3 separate regions of the Homo sapiens genome follow, and regions 1 and 2 are each linked to region 3. A link is an interaction called in ENCODE POLR2A ChIA-PET data of the cell type or tissue named here. Cell type or tissue: MCF 10A. All regions are shown on one strand. Links, peaks and the distances in the headings refer to the core of each region. The heading gives the core; the rest is flanking DNA.

Region 1 (5,136 bases), core at 659-4,658, 150 kb before region 3:
GAGGACCAGACGACTGGGCCAGTGTTCTGACTGTATGTGTAACAGGCACATTGTAGGTTTTCATCAGCTGGGTCTGAGTCTGGTAGGATGGGAAAGTGAGGCCTGCCTGACTTGCATAGTGAGGAAATCTTGGAATTAGAACAACACATACATAGCGGGTGAGTTACAGGGGTGGGCTCACATTTCTCGTTTTACCTTGACACTGGTTCATATCAAGTGGACTTTACTACTATTTTGAGTTCTCCTTCCTAAATTTCTAGCTTCCAGTTTGAGATTAGAACTATTTCTTCGTCACCAGGATAGCAAGCTCTTTTGTGTCTTTTTGTCTGAAGAAAAATAGTTCTCAGAGTTCCCCCTCCCATCCCACCATTCTACACACAGTATTGCCTTGGACTTGCCCTACTCCAGGATTCAGCCCCCAGGATCTGACCCACAACATTGCCTTGGCCTATAAAATTTTCATTTTGTTCCCTTTAAAAATAAATGCAGTGTTTTTATACTGAAACAAGGATGCATCCCACATGGTCAAACATAATTCAAACAGAGCAGTGTGTGTATTCAATGAAAAGTCTCCCTCCCCACACCACAGTCCCTGAGTTCATCTCCTCAAAGACAATCACTCTACCATTTTCTTGGGTACCCTTCCACTTTTCCCTCACTTGCAATGGAATGATTGCTGTTTTTATAGGAACAAAAGAACACCGTGCACACTCCTGTGCTCCTTAGGTTTTGTTCTTAACAATATTCAGTAATTTGTAAATCTAAGTGAATACATGCAAAGCCCTTAGAACAGTGCCCAGCCCATAGTTTATGCTAAATAAATGTCCCTTCACATGGGGGTATATCAAAAAACACACTGCAGCCTTCAAGAGTTTAAACCAACTAGACCCCAGGAGCACACAAGAAAATGATCCAGAGCCCAGAGGTGCTTTGTTCCACTCACATTTTCAGAGACAGAGTCCCTGCAGGCTTGGCTGTCACCTCTCCCACTTCATGTGTGGCATTTGAAGAAAATATTGCCATCAGTGCTCACCTTCTCCTAAATGAAGTCACACACCTACCTCCCTCTGATTCTGCCCAGTCTAAACAATACAAGAAATAAATGCTTCATAGTGGGTTTTGCTGCAACCACTTTCAGAAAACAGAGAAAAATCCCTTCTTGCCCTTTAATTTGATTGCATAGTAATGAAAGATAAATTCAATCAGATATAATGAGCTGCGTTGAGTCAGCATCCCAAACAGTGTGGCCAAAGCTGGCTCAGCTCTGCACCAGGTCACGGGTGTTTCTAAAGGGTCATGCAGACAGTCTCTTGCTTTTGGCCACTGTCCGAAACCTCTCCGCCCAAGTCCCTGAATTAGAGCAGAACTCACAGGTGATATAAATTCAGAAGTTAGTTAGGGCAAGGGCAAGGCATGGGGAAGAGACCAGTGAAGTCTCTGTTCCTCGTCAGAAGCAGTTCTCAGTGCAGAGGGCTTTATCTGATAGCCTGAAGAACACATCCTCTGTTGTCACCACTTTCAGTTCCCTAGCGAGGGAAGCCTGCCAGCACTTCCTGTTGTTGAACACCGAGGACCCTTTGAGGTGCCTGGGGCCACACCGGCAGCTCACAGCCACCCTGCCCAGCCGGGTCAGACCAGCAACCCAGGCGGGGCTGTGGGGCTGAAGCAGGGCAAGGGCACGGGCTCTCTGAATATTTGGTTGTTTGGGTGTCTGTGGAGTTTGGGAGAGCTCGTGACTGCATTTAGGAAGGAGGCTGGTGACTTAAGTAAACACGTGCCGCTCCAGAACAAATAGTCAAGAGTCCATTTAAATTCATTCTCCCCAGAGACTTTTGTTGCAAATATGCAAGGGTTGTGGGCTCATGGACATGTGCGCACACACGCAGGGTCTGCCCAGCAACTGAAGATGGGGAGAAATGCCATCACAGTGGCGATCCAATCTCACAGGGGAGGAAACGTGAGAGGCCTGACCCTTCCATGTTCCTCGCTGAGAGGCTTATGTGGGGTGAGGGACTGGGTCAAAACAAGGCCCAGCAATCACAGACAACTGTTCTTGCCACTGAGTCTCCGCCACATTCCTCAAAGCCCTGTGCACCTGATCCACACACCCGCATAGCTGCACATTCACGGGGAAAGGAGCCTAATTTCAGAACAGCTGCGGCTTCTTCACTGAGCCCATCGTATAAACTTTCTCAAAGGCCCTGACAACAAGAATATCAAAACTCCAGGAAGAAGTTGAGTAAACAGGTCACAGTTACCTAAAGTGGCACTCGGCCAAGCCACCTGTGCCAACAGAGATCCAGGGGATGAATGACCTCAACTGCTCCAGACCAGAGCAAGGAGAAACTTTACTGCAACAACATAATTGGGCCACTAGAGCCCTATGCGCAAACGCAAAGGCAAGGGCCAGAAAGACACCCCAAAGCATGTCCTTACCTAGAGCCGTGGTTGTAAATGCCAAGACTCAGACCAAGCTCAAGAGGAAGGTCAAAAGTCCACAGTTACTGTTCATCACGGAGGGAATGAGGGCTGTGGGCTGAGCATTGTTCCGGAGGTAGAATCGGACCAAGTCCTCTGTGCACAGATAGGGGAGAGGAGCAGGGCATAAGTTTAGAGAAGGGATCAGACACTCTCCAGAGAAGGATGGATGACAACTCCATGCAGCTGTCTGGAAAGTTCAGCGCTGTTGAGCCATTCCAGTGACTTTAGGGAATTAAGATGTTTGGGGTAGAATTCCAGATAAAACTCTGAATTTAGGCTAGCTTTCAGTTACATGAGCCAAAAACCTTGGTGATATTCTTGACCTCTCTCTTCTCTCTCTCTCTTCCCCCAAACCCCCACCCCTCCATATCCAATTTGTCAGAAATTCCTATTGGCCCTGTTTTCAAAATGTATCCAAAATCTAATTATTTCTCAGCACCTCCATTGCTGTCACCCTGGTCCGAGCCACCATCATCTCTCACCTCAGTTGCTGGAAGGACTCCTCCTGGGTGCCTGTTTCAACTCTTGGTCCCTTACAGTCCACAAGGGAGCCGGAGAGATACTTTTAAAATATGTCAGATGATGTCCCTTCTCTGCTGTGAGAAACCAACGTCCTCTCACTGCCCGAAAAGATCCTTACACGTTTGGCTCCCGCAGCAGCTCTGCCCTCATCTACGGCCTCTCTCCACCTAGCTCACCTGCTCCAGCCACACGGACCTCCTCATCATCCTGACCAGGACCACCTTTGCCTCCTGGGTTTCCTCAGGTGCAGCTCCCTCAGCCTGGGGAACTCCTTCCCGAGATGCATTCATGACTCACCCACCTCCTCAGCTCCTTCAGGCCTTTTCTCAAATTTCAACTTCTCAAAAAGCTCTGCATCATCTAAAAATTGCAAATGTATACAACTCTTCTCTAAACTGCTCTATTTTTCTCACATCACTTTTCCCTTTCTAAGGTTTTATTTAAGCACATATACATACATAAAATGCATTTATTATGTATTTATTATGCCTTTATCTGTCTTCTCCCAAGCTAAAAGGTAGAGCTCTGTGAAAACAAGGAATTTCATATTATGTGTTAATTAGTGGATCCTGTGAGCTTAATACAATGTCTGGCATATAGATGGTTCTCAATAGGAACAGTTTAAATCAACAAAGTAATTTAGGGTTTAAAAAATATATTTAGGCTGGGTGCGGTGGCTCAAGCCTGTAATCCCAGCACTTTGGGAGGCCGAGGCGGATAGATCACGATGTCAGGAGATCGAGACCATCCTGGCTAACACGGTGAAACCCCGTCTCTGCTAAATATACCACAAAATTAGCCGGGCATGGTGGTGGACGCCTGTAGTCCCAGCTACTCAGGAGGCTGAGGCAGGAGAGTGGCGTGAACCCGGGAGGCAGAGCTTGCAGTGAGCCGAGATAGCGCCTCTGCACTCCAGCCTGGGCAACAGAGCAAGACTACATCTCAAAAAAAAAAAAAATTATATATATTTAATGGTCCCTTTACCAGACTGGAAGCTTCCTCATGGTGGAAAAGGTGCCATCCATCTATTAATATATATAATATATATGTTAAATATTTATTGAGCATCTACTCTGTACTAAGCACTATGCTGAGACCTAAAATATAATGATGAACAAAACATGTATGGTCCTGCCTTCACAATGCCAATAATCTAGTGACTAGAGACAGACACTTAACATCATCACAAATAAAGAGAAAATTACAATGGACATAAATGAACGATTAAAATAAGAATGGGGGCCAGGTGCAGTGGCTCAAGCCTGTAATCCCAGCACTTTGGGAGGCCGAGGCAGGTGGATCACGAGGTCAGGAGTTCAAGACCAGCCTGGCCAAGATGGTGAAACTCTGTCTCTACTAAAAATACAATAATTAGCCGGGTGTGGTGGCGGGCACCTGTAATCCCAGCTACTCGGGAGGGTGAGGCAGAGAATCGCTTGAACCCAGAAGGTGGAGGTTGCAGTGAGCCAAGATCGGGCCACCGCAGTCCAGCCTGGGTGACAGAGCAAGACTCTGTCTCAAAAAAAAAAAAAAAGAAAAGAAAAGAAAAAAAAGAATGGGAAAGATATTATGTTTTGGGTTAGGTTGGTGGCAGAGGAGAGGGAAATTACTGAGGAGAATTAAGATTTATTTATAAGAACCTAGTGATCTTGAAAAAAAAAAGACTTTTTAAAAGAAAATACAGGAGTTATGGCTGGATTAAATGGTGTTGAGGAGAATTTTATGACAAATGTGAGTTCCAAATTTCTGGCTTAAGACATTGGGCGGATAAAATTGCTGTTGTATGAATTGATGTAATAGGCTGAATAATGGTCCTCCGAGGAAATTCATGTCTTAATCCCTGGGACCTGTAAATATTCTCTTATTTGGAAAAAAAAATAGTCTTTGTAGATGTAATTGAGGATCTTGAGATGGGGAGATGATCTTGGATTATCTAGGTGGAACCTAAATGCAGTCGCTTGTATCCTTATAAAAAAGAGGCAGAAGGAGATTAAAACACACACACACACACAGAGGAGAAGGCTATGTAAAGACAGGGCAGAAAGAGAATTGAAGATGCTGGCCTCCAAGATTGGAGTGATGCTACCACAAGCCAAGTGTGACAATTAATTTTATGTGTCAACTTGACTGGGC
Region 2 (5,136 bases), core at 659-4,658, 73 kb before region 3:
ATTCGCACATTTTCACGGTGCATTATTTTGCCCACTAAATATGCATTAAATACAAAACGCTGTCATTGGAAGCAGCACGGCAGGCCTGCGGGATTCTCAGCCTCAGTCTCTGGGCCCTACTGGGACCTGTCATGTTGGACTGGCCTGTTTGGCAAGCACTTGACAATTCTAAGAGCTTGGGTAGGGTCTTTTAAATGTCTCTTCTGGATTTCTGTTAGGGGATTTGTTCTTCAAACTGTCAAACCCTAAAAAGACTGAAAGTAGCAATCAACAAGAAAATGTGCAGAGAAGTAACTTGCAGCCTATGATTTATAAACACAGAGATGCTGATCATTATCACATCCTTGTCTAGTTAAATCAAGCCCAACCAAGGATCCAAGTTTTCCTGGAGGAGTAAATACAGGACAGAATACAGGCTGAACATCCTTAGTCTGAACATTTAAAATCCGAAATGCTCCAAAATCTGAAATTTTTTGAGCACTGATATGACACCACAAGTGGAAAATTCCACACCTGACCTCAGGTAACAGGGATTAAAACATATATGATGGGGCCAGGCACAATGGCTCATGTCTGTAATCCCAGCACTTTGGGAGGCCGAGGTGGGTGGATCACTTGAGGCCAGGAGTTCAAGACCAGCCTGGCCAACATGGCAAAATCCCATCTCTACTAAAAATACAAAAAGTAGCCAGGCGTGGTGGCATGCTCTTGTGGCCCCAGCTACTCGGGAGGCTGAGGCATGAGAATCGCTTGAACCTGGGAGGCGGAGGTTGCAATGGACCAAGATCGCACCACTGCACTCCAGCCTGGGTGACAGAGTGAGATGCCATCTCTAAACAAACAAACAAACCACCCCACCCACCCACCAACCAAAAACCAAACAAAAAACACATATTATGGGCTTATTGAAGGACTAGGGCAGTACGCATTCATAACAGAATAAAAAATCATGTCAGTTTATGAACTTAGAAAATAATTCTAAGATAAAACTTGTTAATGAGGCAGATGACTCTGGAGGAAATGTTTTAAAAAGCCATCCAGCAGAATGCCTCCTCTTCCCTAGAATGATTTGTTTTTATCCTTATAATAATCCTATGAGGTAGCACTTCGGAAAGCTCCTTTTCACAAATGAGGAGATGAGCAATGCAAAAAGAAGTAACCTGTCCAGGGTCATACAGCCGAGATTTAAACTCAGCCTAGCTGACTGTGGAGTTTATGCTCTCAACCTCAATTTATATTGGCTTTTCAGGTTAAAAGTCCACTCAACCACTGAAAAAGGTAAAAAAGACACAAGGTGCTCTAGTGAGAGGCTCAACTAAAAGAAGTTGTCTAGTCAAGCCCTAATATTAAGCCTTCTTGGATTCTCTAATGCAGGGTCTGGAAAGCTTTTGTGTAAAGGGCAAAACAGTAAACATTTCAGTCTTTGCAGGGCATGCGGTCTGTCATGACTACCTAACTCTGCCCTTGTAGCATGAAAGCAGCCATACAATACCTAAATGAGTGGACATGGAGGTGTTTCAGTAACGCTTTATTTACCATACCAGGCTGTGGGACAAATCTGGCCATAGCTTGCTGACCCTTGCTGTAATGCATTATCATAAACTCTAGTAGCACAGCATTCGTCTATACTTAGGTAAGAACAGGTCCTCCAACAGGAGAATCGGTGGGTGAATGTGGAGAATACTATACAATAAATATTTGGAACTGTTTCAAATTTTTGTCTTGGAAAAAAATGGGGGAGAAAATGATTTCTTCAGTATTTTCTGTTATTTCTATTAAAATGGGGGTAGAATGAAACAGCCCAGAGTAAACAACCCATCAAGCCAGCACTTTTCACTGATGAAAATTATGGCTGCTGGCTAGACTATATGCATTTATATTTAATATTTAGTCTCATCTACATAAATTCACATACTTGGGCAGACTGGGACTCTATACTGGGATTGCTAAGTCTGTCTATTCAGAATACAGAGAAGAAAAGGGAATAAAATACTGGCAGAACAGTCAGAAAAAATAATCAGCAAGAAACAAATCTACTATCTCGTTAATCCTGAAAGACAGTGGTTTTTAATTCTCTTTCTTGGGTCACGGTGCTGATCACTGTGACAGGACAGCATGGTTCAACCCCAGACACTCATTTCTAGTAATTAGTCCAAGTACTGATAACCCATTTCAAAGCTTGTGTATAGTAACGTGCTGGGTCAAATCCGTATGGGGATGTATATTTAAAGACAAAAACAAAAAGAGTTCCAAATATCGAATCCTCTGTTTCAAGTTATTTAAGATGCATGCTTTTCGGGATAGAAGAGTTACATGTGCCTTTGAGGTTTTCTTCCAGAGAAGCTTTATTTATTGAAACAAATTAAGCATAATTTCTGCTTTGCCAAACACAAAAACAACAAAAAACAAAGACAAACAACCAACCCTCTTAGCGTACACACTGTTTTGAATCAGAAAACAAAATCCAAAATATTATTGCTATAATGTGTTGCAGTCATGTTCTACATCAACTAACAGATGTTGCCTATGCAAAAAGCAAAACAACAACAAAAGCTTCAGAGTGCTCCATGTAGACATTATTTCTTGCATATTAGCAAAATTAAAACACATGGGCTCTAACCTGTTCCCAGCCTCTCCAGGGGATTCTGCCTGAGGAGTAAGGTAATCAGATCCTGGGCATCAGGTGGGGGTGCCTCATCCTTCTCAGGCCAGTTGATCTCATCTAGAAGGAAGAAAAGTTGTTTATAACCATATTGTTCACAAGAGGGTCCAGGTCCCAGCAACATGGACATCACCTGGGAATTTGTCAGAAAGGCAGAATTTCAGGCCCACTCCGGACCTACTAAATCAGAGTCTGCCTTTCAACAAGATCTTCAGTCGATTCCTAAACACAGTCATGTTTGAGAAGCATTATTTTACAAGACATAAGTAGCATAGATTTTTTACAAGGTAGGAAGAGAATATTTCAATAAGCAGATCTTTAATTTGCTTTTTAAATGTATTTTTCTTTCAAAGAATTGGCTTCCAAAAAGTTGCCTCTCTAGTTATTAAAAGACTTAAAATAATAGAAACTCTAAACACTTCCATTTCAGGTGGCTAATATATCCATCCAGGGATTATCTCAGGTTCAGATTTTTCTCTCTTAATTTCCTCAACTGAGAATTTGGCCACAGCCATAGAGTTCTTCAGCTCTAAGAAGCAAGAAGTAATTTTGTAAAAATAACTATTTCCAGAAACAAACAAACAAACAAACAAACAAACAGGTCAAAGTGCTAAGACTGAAGAAGAAAAAAAAACCCAAAGTAATCATAGTAATGGAAGTATTTAAAATCTGTCATAAATATTAAGAATACTTTCTCATTCTGAAGGAGTTTGCCTGAAGATAGGTGTGCGTGCTTGTGTGTACGGAAATGCAATAAAAACATGAGTTATTTCTGTGTGTGCCTGCCTCTAGCTTCCTCTGCTGCAGTTTAAATCTGATTTGGAAAATAAAACATGAATATGCATCTGAGCCGTAAGGCATCAAGAACAAAGCCAGCATTTGCTGCTTGTGTTAATTAAACAGTTGATTCCCTTTGCCATTCAGGCCTTAGTATATCAGAAAACAGCCTAGTTATAAATCCATAAACAGCTCAGATATTGTATAAAGGGGTCATACACTGCAGGCAACTCACAAATCTGCTTTGTTAAAGTTTACAAATATGCAAGGCTTGCAAAATCAAAGATAGAAAAGAATGCCGTGATAAAGGGGCCCCTCATATGCAAAATGAATTTTTCCCCTACTTCCACTGCTGGACCTTGTAAACACAGTCCAAATAGACCGTACGTGGCTGATAAAGATGTCAGTGATGCCTGACAAACTTTCAAGATGAGAGGCCTTTCTGATGTATGTTCCAGGGAAATTTATAAAATCGGCAGGTAGGGTAGTGATACACCCTATTTAATTATCATTTAGTTTTGCCACAGGCCACATACAATAGTTAGGGTCAGCTTGCAGGTTAAGATCTAAAAGTTATTGAATTTTAAATGAAAGATGAACAGCTGTTACAGAAATAACATTACGCCATAACAACTACCAATGAAATCATTAACAATCTGTGGATTCAACTTGCTTCTTTCCCATTCTCATTATTTATTATTTGGTAGACATTTGTTTTAGGGTTTATTACATTTTTGTTAACTTCTTCATTATGCCATTAGCCATTTTCCCTATTTATGTAAATGTTACCCACATTAACCTTTTCTTCCCTGGTGTAACTTTCCTATCATGGAAAGGAAGACTGGACGGCAATTAAATTGCCTGTAAATCCCACACCAATTTCCTTTGCAGAAAAAGCACACTATAAAAAATGGTTTTGTTGCTAGTACATTTCCAAATTCTATGTTAACAACATTTCTTCAGATCAATTTTCAACAAAAATTGCTCTCTTGAGATTAAGAATGTCAGTTATATGCTTTGATGAGTGAGTTCTTTTGTTGGCTCAACTGTTTGATAAAGGTTAACATTTTAGTAGTAAAAACTGTGACACTCAACAGATTTACATTAAATAGCTGCTTCCCAACAGTGACCTAAAGATAACTCCTGATGATATTTACCACTGATGACTTGTCCAAATAGCTCCTCTGGAGTATCCCCAAAGAATGGCACGCATCCAACCAGAAATTCATAGAGGATAATCCCCATGGCCCACCAGTCCACCGGCTTTCCATAACCCTGCCTCAGAATCACTTCTGGTGCAATGTATTCAGGTGTGCCACAGACCTAAAAGATAATTGCAATATTAGAATAATTGGAATATTAGACATGAATTAAAATGAGCAAGATGGCTAGTCACCAATTATTTTGCCCAGAATGCACCTGCTCAACCACATGGAACCACATGGACAAAGAACTTAAGAGCACCAATTATAAAAAGATATTTAAAATACCAACGAAAAGAATTATTACCAAAGACGGGAAGTTTACAGTTCTGCTCTAATGTTAAATTATATGTAATGTTTACTTTCAAATTGAGAATCTGACCCTGTTTGGTAGTTTTACCTATTATACAATATTAAAACCACTTATAATCCTTAAATTTAAAATAATAATGCATTTTTAAGTTTGTCATTGTCAGAGAGAGTTTTAGTATCTAT
Region 3 (5,136 bases), core at 425-4,424:
CATATTTTTAAAAACATCTAAAATAGTTCAGATTTTTTTCAAGCAAAATTCATCTCTCCCCCCTAAAACTATATGACTGTTTTTGTATTTATACACTTCTAAATTTTATCTACCTCTCTCCTCCCTTGACTAGGGAAACCAAAATATGCTACCAACTCCAGTGCAGAGTGTTGATGGGCTCCTCCTCCCCAGGCTTGAACCCTCTAAACTTCTGGGTTGCCACAGTGTGTGCACACCTGAACACTTCATGACAAGCTCTGCAATTACTCACTGTTACTCCAAACATGAAAGCTTAGAACTTCAAAGCCTGCAGTTTACACGGCTTTTGTAGAGAAGTACTCATACATTGCTGTAGTCAGTTTTTAAAATCTGCATTAAAGCATCATAAAGCTGAAACTACAATTATGCCAGAATGAATAAGTTCAAAGATACAGATATCATTCCTGTACATGATATTTAAATGTGCCAAAAAAAGAAAATGCTTTTTAGCATATATACTTGATTTTAAGATACAGACTTTTAAACTTCCCTTACTGGTTGCCTGATGGGTACAGGCCACTGTGGCTGTGTTGAGCATTCAGCCTTCTGTCTATGGCACTGGGCACTTAATGAAGACAGCTGGCTGATCCTCACACTAACGGAGCCCCTGCCTCAAGTCCTTTTGTCTCTGTGGAACAGTTAGTTTGCCTGTGACACAAATCCACACTCTCTCACCAGCTAATGACTGGAGGAAGACAGTCTCTATTTACATACAGCTGAGGATTTCTAACTCAAATTCAGAGATAAACCTGAGAGTAAACTGCTGACGAGTGAGCTAGGAGCAGAAAAGCCAAAGCCACAGAAATCACTGTGACGGTCACCGAAACTGTCCTGTCACAGACTACCATGTTCTCAAAACCACAAGAGTGAGAGGTGACTAGGAAGAATTTTAAATGTACCTTTTACTTTCTAGGTGGTCACTGATCATATCTTAGAACAAAAGCAACCCTAGACACAAGGCAATTTCTCATTTTCAACTAGCAGATGAGAAAATTATTTTTCCCAGTTTGAATACATAAACTTTTAGGGATTTAGCATATATATACTAATACATTGTCATTTATACTATTTATTAATTTAGACATTTTAAGCAATAAATATGTAATTATATGCTGCACCAGATTTAAATCTGAAAATGTCGAATACAAAAATGGACAAAGTAGATAAACCAATTATTTTAATTTCCAATTGTATTTTTTTGACAAAATTTGATACTAAAAAGATTATCCTATCTCAGTAACTTCAAGAAGTTGACTATTTTGAGACTCTAGTTTTTCAAGAGTTCTTCTCCTCTCTAAAATTTATAAGAATCTAACCTCAAGAATTCCCAATGTCGATTTTCTGTCAAAAATAGAAAGTTTTAGATTTCCTTGCTTTAGGTGAAGCACTGCCCTGTTTGGCTGCTTTTTGGACTTGGCAGGTTGTATATCAGTCTCACCTTGGCAACTAAATTATGGAAGAGTTTGAAAGGCAACAGCCTCCATTCAGCTTAGCAATGGTTGAAATGGATTATATTATGGACAAGGCAAATGAAAGATTTGCTAAAACTACTTTCAAAATAAAGTAATTAAGATAATGTATGATGTACAGGGCTTTGTGGTACTTCAGTATTAAGGAAGACTCCCTCTTTTGGGGGAAAGTAATCCTTGACTTGCATTAGGGCACATGCTGCATTTTTGGTCCTAAGAGTCAAATGAGTCTTTGGCCATTTATCTATAAACAATTATTTATTCTTTCAGTGGACATCTGTGACGCACCTGATAGGGCTGGCTGACTTGATGTTAAGATGGACGCCTCCCTCATTGTGGGCACCCGTCTGCTCTTGGATTCTATGGCACTGCATTCTCCACCTTCCCTCCTGCATCTCAGGTTTCTGCTTCTCAGTCTCCTGCTGGCCATGTGTCCTCTCAGGACCTTAAAATGTTAGCATTGTAGAGCCAGGCTTTGGCTTCTTCTCACTCCAACTCTCCTTTCAATGATTTCCTCCCCTCTCACTATTTTAAATACCATCAGTGAATTAATGGCTTCCAACTGACATCGCCAACACAGAGGCAACCTCTGAGTTTCAGACCTATGTAACAACAACTGCCTATTTACATCACTTGAATGACTCATGAGCAAGTTGGCCCAATATGCAGCAAAGTGAACTCTTAAGTATGACCTCTGATTCATTTTTCTCGTTTCTTCCATCTTGAGAAATGTCCCGTCCAGTCTTCCATATTCTCAGCAAGCTGGAAGTCACCTTTGATCAACTCTGTCTCACCCTACATCCAATCTTTCTTTAAGGACTGTCAATTCTAACATGGAAAATATGTAATTAAGATCCAGCTGGGACTTCAGCAACCAACCCTAGCTAAACAAAGTCCCCAGTGGATACACAAACACAACAAAAATGCTGCAAAATTGTGATTGAAAAGCAAAATTAAACAGAATGAAAAACCTGCCCTATGGGTGTCTGCCCAGGATGACCCATGTTCTTACAAAAAAAAAAAAAGTTGCTACCACTTTTGTTAACATGGGTGAGCTTCAAAATTAAAATTAGGCATCAGTTTCCAACAGCTTTAATTTATAATAAAGGAGAGAATAAAAATCTAAATCAAAGGCCATTCAGATTAAATTCTCTTACACCCAGAGATTAGGGAAATATGAACAATGTCATTGAATTATTACTAGGAATAGATTATACATCAACATTACAGACTTCCTAAAGGGCCAAAATGATAAATGAAGGGCACAGGGCAGATGGATCTGCATAAAGGAATTAACAAAGACTAATGATGTTGGTATATACACCCGATTATTGACTTGACACAAAGCAATACCCCAGACTAGGAAAACACATTGACTGACGTCAGTCCATCTGATTTTATCATTCTTTTCCTTAAGCAGGAAGGGCAAGATGTGTCATTACTTAAGTAACAATTGGCAATTACACAAAGGCTAAAGACAAAAAAAAAAAAGTGAGTACAGCATGGAACATAAAGATGGTATTCTCCGTAATGCAGAGAAACTTATTAATGAAATGAAGTCACAGAACAGATGCACTGTGAAATGATATAGCTTGGACATACACACTATAAGAAATCTGATCTTGGGGCTCAGTGAAAAAGGTTTTAATAAAATTAGATGATTCCAAGATGATGCTCTACCCATGGCTGACTAAAGGAATCACCTGGATAAAGTTTAGCCACATGATTTGCCTATTTTACCAACATAAAATGACACTCTACAAGGAGGACAGCAAGGTGCCCTAAACTGAAGATAAGGTTTTACAAGTTGATTTTGTTGAGACTGACATATTTTTTTTTAAAAAGGAAATGTATGATGTCAGAAATCCCTTTGAAAAAACAAAAAAGAAAGTTAATATTATTTTAAAGAAACAGTGGTTATGTGGGGCACCAGGAAACTTAATTCCTATTAAGGCTAACAATTAATTTGTTATGACTCCATGAGCACCTAATTTTCCTTTGTCCTATTCCCTAAATTTAAAGAGGCAAGGGAACTATTTGTCTTGTACTATCATGTCTATGCAGCTAAAGGAGGTCATTGCCTTGCTGAATGAACATTTTTATTAAAGATCTATAAAGCAGGTTCAAACATTTGGGAAATAATATTTCAAGCATGGAAAATCTGCTGAAGGCTTTTGAATGAAAGTCACAAAATAAACACAACAAAGGCAATATTTCACTCAGGGCCATGTCTCCAGCCTCACATTTTTTTTTTTGGGGACCATCTTGCTCTGTCGCCCAGGCTGGAGTGCAGTGGCGTGATCTCGGCTCACTGCAGCCTCCGCCTCCTGGGTTCAAGCGATTCTCCTACCTCAGCTTCCTGAGTAGCTGGGACTACAGGTATGTGCCACCACGCCCGGCTAATTTTTGTATTTTTAGTAAAGATGGTTTCACCATGTTGGCCAGGATGGTCTGGATCTCCCAACCTCGTAATCCGCCCACCTCAGCCTCCCAAAGTGCTTGGATTACAGGCGTGAGCCACCGCGCCCAGCCCAGCCTCATCTTATAAAGAGAATTCTTTCACTGGCACCTAAAGATCATTCATCTCTAATGACTAAATTGTTCTCACCAGCAAACTAAAATTCATAAGTAATAGCCTCTCCTTTGAGCACTGCATGAAAATCTGATGGTACCACAAATACCTGAGCAGAAAGGTGTGTGTATCAGTCAACTCCAGGAGTCTGGGGAGGTGGAAAAAACTGTTGTAATGCCCATTTGGCTTACAGACTTCCTTCCTTTGTAGGCTCACCAATACAGTTTAGAAAGAATTCAGATTTTTTTTTTTTTTTTTTGCCCAAGAACTTCTTCACTGCTTAGGAAAACCATCATCCTATACTGACAGACTAAGAGTATGAAAAGGTAAAGAAATGCGTCACTGGTGCTGAACTTGTTAAGCAGAAAGAGGGAGGGGAAGCAATGAGATCAGAGCAGGAGATGCTGAGAGCAAGACCAGTCTTGTCAAAAAAGCAAAACTCTGTACAACTATACATAACAACAAACTTGGAAGAAATCAGAAGAATAAAAAAAAGACTGACAGTTTGGACCACACATACATGCACAAAATGAAAAATAATAACTTCTATTAGTAAAAAAAAAACCCTCACTGTTATAAAAAGGGAAATGGCAAATTGAAAAAGGATACTGGTGAGATTATAAAAGATTAATATCAGTTCTCACTTCTTATAAGCCAATAAAATAAAAATTAAACAAAAGAGAGGGACCAAGGATAAAAATAAAGGTAAATAACAAAAGGAGATACAAATGGTTAATGAGTATGGAAAATGTCTAAATCCCATAGAAATAAAACATGTACATTACGAATAGTAAGATATTATGTTTGGCTTGTACTGATGGACTCTTCAACACTGTACTATTTGGTGGTGATAAGGGGGGAACAAAAGTTTCAACATAGGCATTTCAGTCACATGTTCAGATGGACACACACACACACACAGAGTACATACAGGAAAAAAGACTGAAGAATACAATAAACTGGTAATAGGGGTTATCTCCAAGTAATGGGTTAATAGAGGATTTATATTTCCCAGGTGATTTCTTGTATATCTTACAAACTATTAGCTTTACTGTT

What was found. Peaks named below come from ENCODE experiments on the same cell type or tissue, not always from the same donor. Only the 100,000 strongest peaks of a DNase experiment are listed, where the experiment ranks them.
Region 1: POLR2A ChIA-PET joins it to region 3 with 5 read pairs; 2 of 35 experiments call an interaction of 5 or more read pairs at or near these places.
Region 2: POLR2A ChIA-PET joins it to region 3 with 6 read pairs; 3 of 35 experiments call an interaction of 5 or more read pairs at or near these places.

Annotation. Positions count from the first base shown.
Region 1 is chr5:67,212,405-67,217,540 of GRCh38, reverse strand. No RefSeq gene overlaps it. Among named protein-coding and RNA genes, the nearest start is that of CD180, 18 kb to the right of the region's middle. RefSeq lists an enhancer at 1,402-1,641. In MCF 10A, for the core only: no CTCF peak of the experiment used is centred there; no DNase peak of the experiment used is centred there.
Region 2 is chr5:67,134,149-67,139,284 of GRCh38, reverse strand. MAST4 (microtubule associated serine/threonine kinase family member 4) reads right to left here. Exons shown (of 29, transcript NM_001164664.2): 18 at 4,597-4,762; 19 at 2,621-2,722. Among named protein-coding and RNA genes, the nearest start is that of CD180, 60 kb to the left of the region's middle. In MCF 10A, for the core only: no CTCF peak of the experiment used is centred there; no DNase peak of the experiment used is centred there.
Region 3 is chr5:67,061,024-67,066,159 of GRCh38, reverse strand. All of the region lies in intron 5 of MAST4 (microtubule associated serine/threonine kinase family member 4), which reads right to left. Among named protein-coding and RNA genes, the nearest start is that of MAST4-AS1, 59 kb to the right of the region's middle. In MCF 10A, for the core only: no CTCF peak of the experiment used is centred there; a DNase peak (open chromatin) is centred at 2,159.